Linked DNA regions of Homo sapiens: region 2 is linked to region 1. Evidence: chromatin contacts called from ENCODE Hi-C or POLR2A ChIA-PET data. All regions are on one chromosome and are shown on one strand. The core of a region is the stretch at or near the end of the contact, and the rest is flanking DNA. Distances in the headings are between cores, read along the strand shown. Region 1 overlaps EVA1C (eva-1 homolog C). Region 2 overlaps CFAP298-TCP10L (CFAP298-TCP10L readthrough).

Region 1 (5,847 bases), core at 963-3,462:
TAGAACAAAATCGTTATGAAATAGTTGGACAATGGAATTCACTGCATTCTCTGATATGATCTGGAATAGATTTCTCTCCAGGCCAGGCACAGTGGCTCATGCCTGTAATCTCAGCACTTTGGGAGGCTGAGGCGGGAGGATCACTAGAGGTCAGGAGTTCAAGACCAGCCTGGCTAACATGTTGAAACCCTGTCTCTACTAAAAATACAAAAATTAGCAAGGTGTGATGGTGAACACTTGTAATCCCAGCTACTCAGGAGGTTGAGACAGGGAGAATCACTTGAACCCGGGAGATGGAGGTTGCAGTGAGCTGAAATAATGCCACTGCACTCCAGCCTGGGCAACAGAGCAAGACTCTCTCAAATAAATAAATAAATACATAGATAGATTTCTCTCCAATGACAGATTTAACCCTTCTCCCATTTGCCCTGAGAATACTCACGAGTGGCACTTGAGGCTGTAGCGTTTACTCCGAGATAACTTTTCCAGGAAATCTCTCTTTTATTATTATTTTTGCATTGCTCTTGTACATTGACTTTGGAAACAAAAGACATCATTCTGTTTATAGCATTCTGTTTTTAGTAGAGGTATCTCCATTTATAAAGTGTAGTAATCCTCGATTGCTGAAAATGTCAAATCCTAGAAAATGTAGCATTCCCATGCCTGAGGTTAACGTCATTCTCCAACAGTTGTTGGCTGAAGATTCATTTGATGAATTTAGTTTTTCTGAAATAGATGATTCTGTTGTTAGTTCTGTTTAGAAATAACTCCAAGAACACTTTTTCTTTTCTTTTTTTTTTTTTTTTTTTTTTTTGAGACGGAGTCTCACTCTGTCTCCCAGGCTGGAGTGCAGTGGCGCGATCTCAGCTCACTGCAAGCTCCACCTGCTGGGTTCATGCCATTCTCCTACCTCAGCCTCCCGAATAGCTGGGACTACAGGCACCCGCCACCACACCCGGCTAATTTTTTTGTATTTTTAGTAGAGACAGGGTTTCACCATGTTAGCCAGGGTGGTCTCGATCTCCTGACCTCGTGATCCACCGACCTCGGCCTCCCAAAGTGCTGGGATTACAGGCGTGAGCCACTGCGCCCGGCCCCAAGAACGCTTTTTATATTTTATGTTCACACTGAAAATCAGTCAGATTTGCTTCGGCCTCAAAGTGTGTTTATGTAAAATTAAATGAGCGCTGACAGTGAGTCGCGTTTTTTTTTTTTTCCTAAACGGGGAAAGGGTTAAAACACATCATCCTCAACCCCTTCAATTTCTCCCTATGGGAGAAATTCCGGTACCTGGAAATCCTGAGGAATTTCAATCTCCACCCAAACCACCCCCAGCCCATCTGTATGACACCTCTCTTGGCCAATCCCTGCTCTCCCACCTGCAGGGGGCCTGTGTAAGGGAAGCTTGCTTTGAAATTGGCAGGTGTGGAGGGTAGAAGAGGGGGTGCCATTCTGACCCATCTTGACTTTCCCCTTCCTTCCACTGAGTGGACACACAGGATTTCCCACCAGCTCTGTCTGTAGTTGCTGCTTTGTGCTGGTGAAATGCCACACATGAACGTTCACAGCAGCACTATTCACAGTGGCCAAAGGAACCAGCCAAATGTCCACCAGCTGATGGCTGGATAAACAAACTGTGGGCTAGCCGTACAATGGAATATTATTCAGCCCTGAAAAGGAATGAACACATGCTACACTTGCTACAACATAGATGGATCTTGAGGACGTTATGTTAAGTGAAATGAGGCAGTCACAAGAGACTACATGTTGTGTGATCCCATCTACATGAACTATCCAGAACAGGCTAATCCATAGTGACAGAAAGCAAATTGGTGTTTTCCAGGGGCTGGAGGGAGGGAGGAATGGGGAGTGACTGCTTAACGGGCAGAGAGTTTTCTTTTGGGGTGATGAAATGTTTTGGAACTAGATAGAGGTGGTGTTTGCACAACATTGCAAATGGACTAAACGTCATTGAGAGAGTTAATTTTACATTATGTGGATTTCAACTTACTAAAAATGAATGCCAGAGTGGCAGCTGAGCCTCCTCACTCCACACCCACCCTCCTCTGCATCCTGCAGATAGGCCCTTCACCCTTATGGTCTGCAAGACTGAGAGAGACATGCCTTCTCCATACCTGTCACTGTAGGAGTTCCTGTGGGAACAGCTATGTTTCCTGAGCACTCAGGACGAGTCAGTCCCAGCACTTCCCAGCTGTGTGACGTGGGCTGGACGATACTTACCCTGGCGGCCTTCAGCTTCCTCATCTACATATGTTTATAGGGTTAGTGATGACGAAGTAAGATAATAAGATAACAGAGAGAGAGCTCTTTGGTAATAGGCATATGAAAAATGCAATCATGTTTATATTCTAAGCCCCTGGGATTACTAGGACAAAAAAGAAAAAAAACATGTTTTCTTATTTGATGCCACAGCTATAAGCCTCCTGTCTACCAGGGAGAGCCGTCTGCAGGAACCAATAATAAGTTCTCCCACTGGGGTCTGTTTTCTGAACTCTTTCTTCTGCTCCTCCACCCAGCCCTCCCCAAGTGGGGTAGGACCCTGTTTTTGGAGAGATTTGGGAGCCAGCTCCACTTGATCCTGGCCCACAGCACTGTTAGGTACCCTGGTTGATGGCTATTACCACCAGGGGCTCTGCTGTTTTAAACTCTAAACCAGGAGTCAGCAAACTTTTTTCTATAGAGGGCAAGAAAGTAAATATTTTAGGTTTTGCAAACCATACTTTATTTACAAAAACAGGTTACAGGCCAGCTCCATCCTGCTGTCTGTTTTTGTACAGCCTTTGAGTTAAGAATGTTTTTTTACATTTTTATTTATTTACTTTTATTTAAATTTTTTTTAATTAAATAGAGGTAGGGTCTTACTATGTTGCCCAGGCTAGTCTCGAACTCTTGGCCTCAGGCTTTTACATTTTTAAATGGCTGGTTTAAAAAAAAAAAAAAAAAGAAGAACGTGGAACATGTGAAAATAAAATGAAATTAAAATTCAGTGTCCAAAAAGAACGTTTTATTGGAATACAGCCAAGTTCATGCATTATGTAATATCTGTGGCTGCTTTTGAGCTGCAATGGAGAGTCGAGTAATTGTGGCAGAGAGGATTTGACCCACAATGCCTAAAATATTTATCATCTTGCTTTTTTTTTTTTGACAGTTTCTCACTCTGTCACCCAGGCTGGAGTGCAGTGGCACGACCTCAGCTCACTGCAACCTCTGCCTCCTAGGTTCAAGTGATTTCTCCTGCCTCAGCCTCCCAAGTAGCTGGGATTACAGGCGCGCACTACCACACCCAGCTAATTTTTTATTTTTTTGGTAGAGATGGGGTTTCACCGTGTTGGCTAGGCTGGTCTCGAACTCCTGACCTCAAGTGATCCACCTGCCTTGGCCTCCCAAAGTGCTGGGATTACAGGCATGAGCCACTGTGCCCAGCCTATCATCTTGCCTTTTAAGAAAAAGTTTGCTAACCGTTGGTCTAAACAAGTCAGTGGTTAAAATCACTCATGAGCTCATGTTTGCTGAGTATCTGTGTAACTGTTTTACGTGTATATATAGGAATCTTCTGTTTAGTCATCTGTAAAATGGGGGTAATAGTACCAGCTCATGACATTGTGAGGATTGAATGACTCAGAACATGAAAAGCAGTTAGAATAGCGCCTGGCATTATAAGCGCTCAACAAATGTAAATTCTAATTATGTATAACTTATTAATGTATAGACACAAATTCAAAGAAATACAGAAAACAAAGACTCTTCCCTCCTCATTTATTTTGGAATGTGCTAGAAACAGCTTGAAACATCCCTTTAATAGCTTCCTGGCCTCACGAGTGTTGAATGACATGACGAATTCTCCTTCATAGAAGGTACAGGTGAACCAGAACTGGAGGGGCATTTGGGATCCTTCCTTCTTCAGAAAGTGCGATCGCATCAAGATGCATGTGGTTTTCAGTAGAACTGGCCCATGTTTCTTGGGAGCGAGGTGTCCAAACCACTGTTCATCCATATTTCCTGAATGATTTGCTCCCTGCGCTCAATCCTTTCTGCGAGCTCTGCAGCTTCTATGGAACTGTATATAGGATATGAAGTCCTACAGAACCCCGACAGTTCCCCTGGGAAATCAGACTCAGAGGGGTCCTCCTCCTCTTCTTCATCCTCGCTGTCCTCCTCGACCTTGTCACTTCCTGGCACCAGCTGCTCCCTCCCCAGCTGCAAGTCGCGGAAGTCCTTGGCACAGGACTCTCTGATGACCAGGGCGCACAGTGTGAGGGCCAGGCCGATGCAGACACTGGACACGAACAGCAGGGCAGCTCTCTCCGGGTGGGCTGCAGGAGGAAGAGAACATGTCAGGAGCTGGGAGGAGCTGGCAGACTCCACCAGTGCCAAGTCCCACAGAAACAGATGTCTGCCCAAGCAGGGGGCTAATGAAGAATGCCAGTCCAGCATCTTTGAGACTGTCTACACCAAAATAATCATATATCCCCACTGACATTTTTTTTCAAAAAAGCTTTTGCGCCTACGGAGTCAATATATGTATGTGTAGGAGAAAAACACACAGCAGAGGGGCTCAGGAGCCAGACTCCTCTGAGTTCAAACTCAGGTCTGCCACTCAGTAGCTGTGTGACTTTGGGCAAGTTTCATAACCTTTCTGTGCCTTAGTTTCCTCATCTGTAAAATGGGGCATATAGTATCTTCTATCACAGAGTCATTACAGTGAAATGAGTTAATTCCTATAAAGCTCTTAGAATATTCCCTGACACATAGTAAATGCTCAATAAAGTGCTGCTATTATTAGTAGTAGAAGTAGCTCATGAAGAATTAACTTATGTACGAAGTATATATGTGAACCTAAGTAATAATATAATAGATGTTAGCAAAACTTAATTCTGTCCTTTTTCAGATTAAAAAGTAAATATAAATATACAGTCATCCCTTGGTACCCGTGGGGGACTGGTTCCAGGACCCCTCCCCCACACTCCCAGGCTACCAAAATTCACGGACGCTTGAGTCACTTATATGAAATGGCACAGAATTTGCATAAAACCTAAGCACATTCTCCCCTATTCTTTAAATCACTTCTAGATTACTTGTAATAGCTAATGCAATGGAAATGCTAGGTAAGTAGTTGTTACCATGTATTGTTTTGGGAATAATGACAGGAGAAAAAATGTCTGTACATGTTTGGTAAAGATGCAACTATCCATTTTAAAAAGATATTTTCAGTCTGAGGTTGGTTGAACCCATAGATGAGGAATCCATGGATACAGAAGGCCAACTGTAATATAAAATACAAAAATATGCTGGGTGTCGTGGCTCACGCTGGTAATCCCAACACTTCGGGAGGCCAAGGTGGGTGGATTGCTTGAGTTCAGGGGTTCAAGACCAGCTTGGGCAACATGGTGAAACCCCATGTCTATTTAAAAAAATACCAAAATATATCTGGGCATGGTGGTGCGTGCTTGTAGTCCTAGCTACTAGGGAAGCTGAGGTGGGAGGATCACTTGAGCCTGGGAGGTCAAGATCATATCACCATACTCCAACCTAGGTAATAGTGTGAGACCCTGCCTCAAAAAAAAAAAAAAAAAAAGAAAAGAAAAATATTAAAATAAATAATATAAATATGTATATTATTTATAAATATTAATAATATAATAAGTATTGGCCGGGCACGGTGGCTCACGCCTGTAATCCCAGCACTTTGGGAGGCCGAGGCAGGAGATAACGAGGTCAGGAGATCGAGACCATCCTGGCTAACATGGTGAAACCCCGTCTGTACCAAAAGTACAAAAAAAAAACTAGCCGGGTGTGGTGGCGGGCGCCTGTAGTCGCAGCTACTCA
Region 2 (5,847 bases), core at 1,894-4,393, 46 kb before region 1:
TTCCCATCAATAGTAACCTTGAATATAAATGGGCTTAATGCCCACTTAAAAGTCACAGAGTGGAAAGCCTGATAAAAAGACAAGCCCCAAATGTCAGTTTGCTTCAAGAAATCCATGTCACATATAATAACACCCACAGGCTCAAAGTAAAAGAATGGAGAAAATTCTACCATGCAAACTGAGAGGAAAAAAGAGCAGGAGTCACTATACTTATATCAGATAAAACAGACTTTAAATAAAAAATCAAGAAGGACAATAAAAGGCATTACATAATGATAAAGGGTACAATCCAACAAGAAGCCCTAACTGTTCTAAATATATATGCACCCAACATTGGAGCACCCAGATTCATAAAATAAGTTCTTCTTGGCCAACGAAAAACCTTAGACAAACACAAAATACTAGTGGGAGGCTTGAACATCCTACTGACAGCGTTAGATCATCAGGGCAGAAAGTTAACAATGAAACTCTGGATTTAAACTTGACACTTGACCAACTGGATCTCAGACAGCTACAGGACACTACACCCAACAACCAAAAAATATACATTTTTCTTGTCTGCACACAGAATGTATTCTAAGATCAACCACATGCTTGATCATAAAAAGTCTCAATAAATTCAAAATGATTGAAGTCATACCAAAGCACATTCTTGAATCACAGTACAATAATAGTAGAAATCAATATCAAGATTGCCTCAAACTATACAAATACATGAAATTAACTAACTTACTCTAGCATAACTCCTGGGTCAACATCAAAATTGAGGCAGAAATCAAAAAAATCGTTTGAAATTAATGAAAATAGGGACACAACTTACCAAAATCTCTGGATGCAGCCAAGGCAGTGTTAAGAGGAAAGTTTATAGCCCTAAATGTCTTCATCAAGAAGTTAAAAAAATCTCAAATTAACAATCTATCTTTGGAAAGGAAGAAACTAGGTCAACTAAGGGAAAGGAACTAGGGAGGAGAAAATCCAAAACTAGCAGAAGAAAAACCACTGAAATTAGAGAAGAACTTAATGAAATTGACATGTAAAAATCCATACAAAAGATCAATAAAACCAAGACTTGGTTTTTCAAAAAAATAAAATCGATAGGCCACTAGCCAGTTTAACAAAGAAAAAGAAAGAGAAGATCCAAGAAAGCACAATCAGAAATGAAAAAGGTGGTTTTTTTTTTTATCAGTATCATAACTGGTCCCACAGAAATACAAAAGACCTTCAGAAACTATTATGAATAACTCTAAGCACACAAATTAGAAAATCTAGAGGAAATGGATACTTTCCTGTAAGCACACGATTTTCCAAGATTGAATCAGGAAAAGACTGTTAACGTGAATAGACCAATATCAACTTCTGAAATGGAATCAGTAATGAAAAACCTACCAACCAAAAAAGCCCTGGACCAGTTGGTTTCCCAGCTGAATTCTACCAGACCGAAAGCAATCCAACACAAAACTACATGACTCAGAAAATATTGTATAAATTGTAGTTTATCGTAGAATTGTTTAAGGGCTCAAATCCCTAGAGATTCTAATTCTGTTTCCTCTAATTACCCCTCCTTCCTCACCTGCATTTACAGAGAACACACATTGGGCAAAATATGTGTCTGTCCTACTGGGAAAGTTTATCAACTCTACATCATAGAACTGAGAACAAATGCGGGGAGAGCTAATGTTTTACCAAGATGAACTTAACCAAACAAAGAGATAGAAATAAAATTCAAAGCCAAGAGCCTTACGTATAGATAAAAATGGAGGAATGAGAACATAGCATTTATCCAGGAATCATGAGTTAATCATGTTACCAGGCTTTAGGGCAAGGGGCTGGGTGAACAGTCACTATAATATTACATGCATAGTTCTTTGAAAATGTCAAGGAAAAGGCCGGGCGCAGTGGCTCACACCTGTAATCCCAGCACTTTGGGAGGCCAAGGCAGGCAGATCACGAGGTCAGGAGATCGAGACCATCCTGGCTAACATAGTGAAACCCTGTCTCTACTAAAAATACAAAAAATAAAAAATTAGCCAGGCGTGGTGGCGGGCACCTGTAGTCCCAGCTACTCAGGAGACTGAGGCAGGATAATGGCATGAACCCAGGAGGCAGAGGTTGCAGTGAGGCGAGATCACGCCACTGCACTCCAGCCTGGGTGACAGAGCGAGACTCTGTCTCAAAAAAAAAAAAAAAAAAGAAAATGTCAAGGAAAACTATTTCCCATGGATTTTTAACTGCTTGAATTCAGGGCAAAGAAAACAAGAAAACTTGAGTGTAATATTAACAAAGACCCTTAAAAAAGATGTTATATAAAAAGAAAAATCACAGTCCAGTGAAAAATACATGAAAAATTCTAAATAACATTTTAGCAAACAAAATCTAGTGATTATTAAAAGTGTAACACAAAAAAGGGAGATTTTTCCCAAGAATGTAATAGTAGTCAAACATTTTATCAAGACATTTAAAAATAAGCATAAAAATAGATGTCTGAGTGCTATTTATAAAATTCAAGATCTATTCCTCCCATCCAAATACTAACCAGGCCTGACCCTGCTTAGCTTCATGAGATCAGACAAGATCAGGCGTGTTCAGAGTGGTGCAGCCATATTCAAGAAGAACTAAAAAGTGTAATAAAATAAGAACACAAGACTATCACTGAAAAGAAGTTCACAATTTCATGCACACACATGAAAAAGTTATAGGCCAAAAGCAATATAGACATGAGAGTCTAGGGGAGGTTAACAGCATCCAGTCTGGAGTCCGAGTACTTGAGAGTTATTCTAAGTTTCTCATTTCTCTGTGATCTTGAGCAAGTTATGAAATTCTCTTTGCCTCAATTCTTTATATTGTTAAATCAAGTTTAGACTAAAGCTGCCTTTTAACGTATTTTAAGTTCAGCCTAAAGGCTTCTCTGTACATAGTGAACTTTAACCTAAATGAAGATGTAAACAGACTGAAGCCTACTTTTGTGCCAATCACCAAGTTTTGGCCAATCAAGGGCTAACTGTTCAAACTATGTTCAAATAAGGCAAATGCCTGCCGAGCTGCAACCAATTTGGTTGTTTCTGTACCTCACATCTGTTTTCTGCACGTCACTTTCCTTTTTCTGCCTGTAAGTCTTCTACCACGTGGCTGCGCTAGAGTCTCTGAGCCTACTCTGGCTCAGGAGGCTGTCTGATTCACAAATTGTTCTTTGCTAAATTAAACTCTTAAATTTAATTCAGCCAAAGTTTTTTCATTTAATAGGTGGCATCAGAAGTGAGATCCAAAGTAGATCCTCTGATGACCCCCATGAGTGCTGAGTGACTAAGCAAGGTACCCACTGGACCCACTGAGGACTAAGCTCTGATATTTTTTATCTTGCTCAAATTCCTATCTAAGGGGTCGGATTGGATCTGATAATTAGCTGGCTTGGATCCAGTTATAGGCCTCTTATGTCTGACTGGGACAGAAAGAAACCAGTAGTAAATGGCAATATTGCAGGGGGTGTAAAATTTGGCTTTTGGAAATTCATGGGGATTTTTCTATTCTCCTCTTTGTTTCATTTTTATTGCAGGCTTAGATAGGGAAAAAAATGATTAGCCAAGTTGATTAAGGGAACCTGATCTCCAAAGCCAATATTTCAGGTAAAGATGGAACCTTTAGTTTTGGAAGAACTGAGTACCTTCTGGCTTATACATGCTGTGAACCCCAAATATTTGAGACAGGCCTCCATTAATATAGAAAGTTTATTTTGCCAAGGTTGAGGATGCGCACCTGTGACAGCCTCAGGAGGTCCTGATGACAAGTGCCCAAGGTGGTCAGAGCACAGTTTGGTTTTATACATTTTAGGGAGACATGAGACATCAATCAACATTTGTAAGATGAATATTGGTTAGGTCTGGAAAGCCAGGAGGGGGCTTCCAGGTCATAGGTAGATAAGAAACAAATGGTTGCATTCTTTTGAGTTTCTGATGAACCTCTCCAAAGGAGGCAATCAGATATGCATTCATCTCAGTGAGCTTAGGAGTGACTTTGAATTAGAATGGGAGGCAGGTTTGCCCTAAGCAGTTCCCAGCTTGACTCTTCCCTTTAGCTTAGTGATTTTGGGGCCCCAAGATTTATTTTCCTTTCACGATGCATAAGTATGAGGCCTCAGAAGCAGCAAAGTCTTACAGAAATGGTGAAATCTTACTAAAGATAATTTACCATGGAAGGTTCCAAATAAACAACACTGCACTGAAGAAATGCATTTGAAAATGAGGCCTCCTGAATTAGTCTCATCTAGGGATGCCTATTGATATGCAGAAGCTTCTAAAAAGATTTCAATCTTTTTATTTAAAGATTTTATGAAAGGCAAATAAAAAGCTTAAGAAACTAATTGATAAGAAAAATTAAATCTGCTAATCTTTGCTTAGTTACTATTCCACCCTAAAGGTGGAAAGAAAGCTATCCTAGATAAGGTATTTATAAAAGTTAGGCCGTCAGGTAAAATAGGCTTGCTTCTTGTTCCGACCTATCCATGCGGGAGGCCAGCCATAGAGGATGCTTTTTTGACTCTGTTCCCTAATGGGTTCCACCCTGAACTCAGTAATTTTAACTAAGAAACAGTGGTTACATTAAAAAGGACACCCTATTGAAATAAAATGCACCTTTCTGGAATTTAATTGGCTACCTTGAAACTCTTTTGTAAAGGAAATTTACATCTATAAAGGAAATCTCAATTTGTAGGGATGTCTGCCAATGTACAATAGAAACTCTAACCTTTTTTTAAATTTAAATAATCAGTAATGCCTTTGTTTAAGGTGCTTTTCTGTCTATCTTAAGTGAACTTTTACTTGAGCAGTTTTTTTTTTTCCCTGGGTTTGAGCAAATGATGAATCAATACTTAGGCCGAGAATCTTAGCTCTGTGCTTATGAAATATACATGGTTTTTTTGTTTCACCTAAGGGATTGTGTCAATTTCCCTCTCATAGCAACTGGGAATTGTGGCAAGTTCTCTCTTTAGAAATGCAAATTTGTTGCCTAGTTAACAATTGCTTAGGGAAATGAAACAGGTAATAGAAAGATTGATACACCAAATGGAGAAAAGAAAAAGTATTTAAAAACTGGCAAAAGCTATAGGATCCGCTTCTGTTCGTTTGTATGTCTATATATGTTATGTGTATGTGGTATCTGGTAAATAAAGCTAGTTTTTAATTCGTTCATAAAATAAAAATGGCTTCAAAACTATCAGTTAAATATAATTAGATACTCGCTTGATTTGATTGTGAGCTTATGTCTTTGGTTTAGAGTCTCTGGATTCAGGGGTCTGGATAGGTGGCCAAGATGACATCTGGAGACGCATTCTTGGTGCCTAGACCACCAGCTACAAGCCCAATATGGCCCCTTCTTCCTCTGCTTTCCCTGTTTTGACTCCTGGCTATTGTGGGAGGGGTTGGATTCTCCAAGTATAGCCTTCACAGCTCTGGCTTCTGTTCTGATGGACTCAGAGAGGCCCTGATCTTCATAGTCCTCATGGGTGGCACATGGCTTCTTGGGACCTAGAATGGCTGGGAGGAGACATTAGGGAGGCTGCCTATGTCATAGCCTCAAAATTTTTTTTTTTTTTTTGAGATGGAGTCTCGCTCTGTTGCCCAGGCTGGAGTGCAGTGGTGCGATCTCGGCTCACTGCAAGCTCTGCCTCCTGGGTTCATGCCATTCTCCTGCCTCAGCCTCCTGAGTAGCTGGGACTACAGGCGCCCACCACCACGCCCGGCTAATTTCTTTCTGTATTTTTAGTAGAGACGAGGTTTCACCATGTTAGCCAGGATGGTCTCGATCTCTTGACCTCGTGATCCCCCCGCCTCAGCCTCCCAAAGTGCTGGGATTACA

Evidence for each region. A loop is a pair of places that touch in the nucleus more often than their neighbours do. ChIA-PET counts read pairs that join two places held with the same protein, here RNA polymerase II (POLR2A). Pooled maps may share reads with other maps.
Region 2: a map of heart left ventricle shows a loop between it and region 1 (2.1-fold over the local background). The contact joins two enhancer-like sites. A Hi-C loop is called at or near these places in 22 of 168 maps with a recorded cell type or tissue (CD4-positive, alpha-beta memory T cell, IMR-90, Right ventricle myocardium inferior and 9 more) and 18 of 50 pooled maps. POLR2A ChIA-PET finds 5 or more read pairs at or near these places in 8 of 52 experiments (AG04450, BJ, CD4-positive, alpha-beta memory T cell and 5 more).

The regions. Positions count from the first base shown.
Region 1 is chr21:32,513,301-32,519,147 of GRCh38, reverse strand. EVA1C (eva-1 homolog C) reads right to left here. Exons shown (of 8, transcript NM_058187.5): 8 at 3,761-4,334. The coding sequence ends at 3,958. Among named protein-coding and RNA genes, the nearest start is that of TCP10L, 69 kb to the left of the region's middle. Within about 2 kb of position 2,212, at least 2 of the 41 ENCODE cell types and tissues checked have a DNase peak (open chromatin) inside an H3K27ac peak, as active enhancers do; they include endothelial cell of umbilical vein, where a contact is called at or near this core.
Region 2 is chr21:32,559,832-32,565,678 of GRCh38, reverse strand. It overlaps CFAP298-TCP10L (CFAP298-TCP10L readthrough), which reads left to right. Exons shown (of 12, transcript NR_146639.2): 12 at 1-2,187. It also overlaps the pseudogene RNA5SP490. Among named protein-coding and RNA genes, the nearest start is that of TCP10L, 23 kb to the left of the region's middle. RefSeq lists enhancers at 2,767-3,558, 3,559-4,350. Within about 2 kb of position 3,143, at least 6 of the 41 ENCODE cell types and tissues checked have a DNase peak (open chromatin) inside an H3K27ac peak, as active enhancers do; they include endothelial cell of umbilical vein, where a contact is called at or near this core.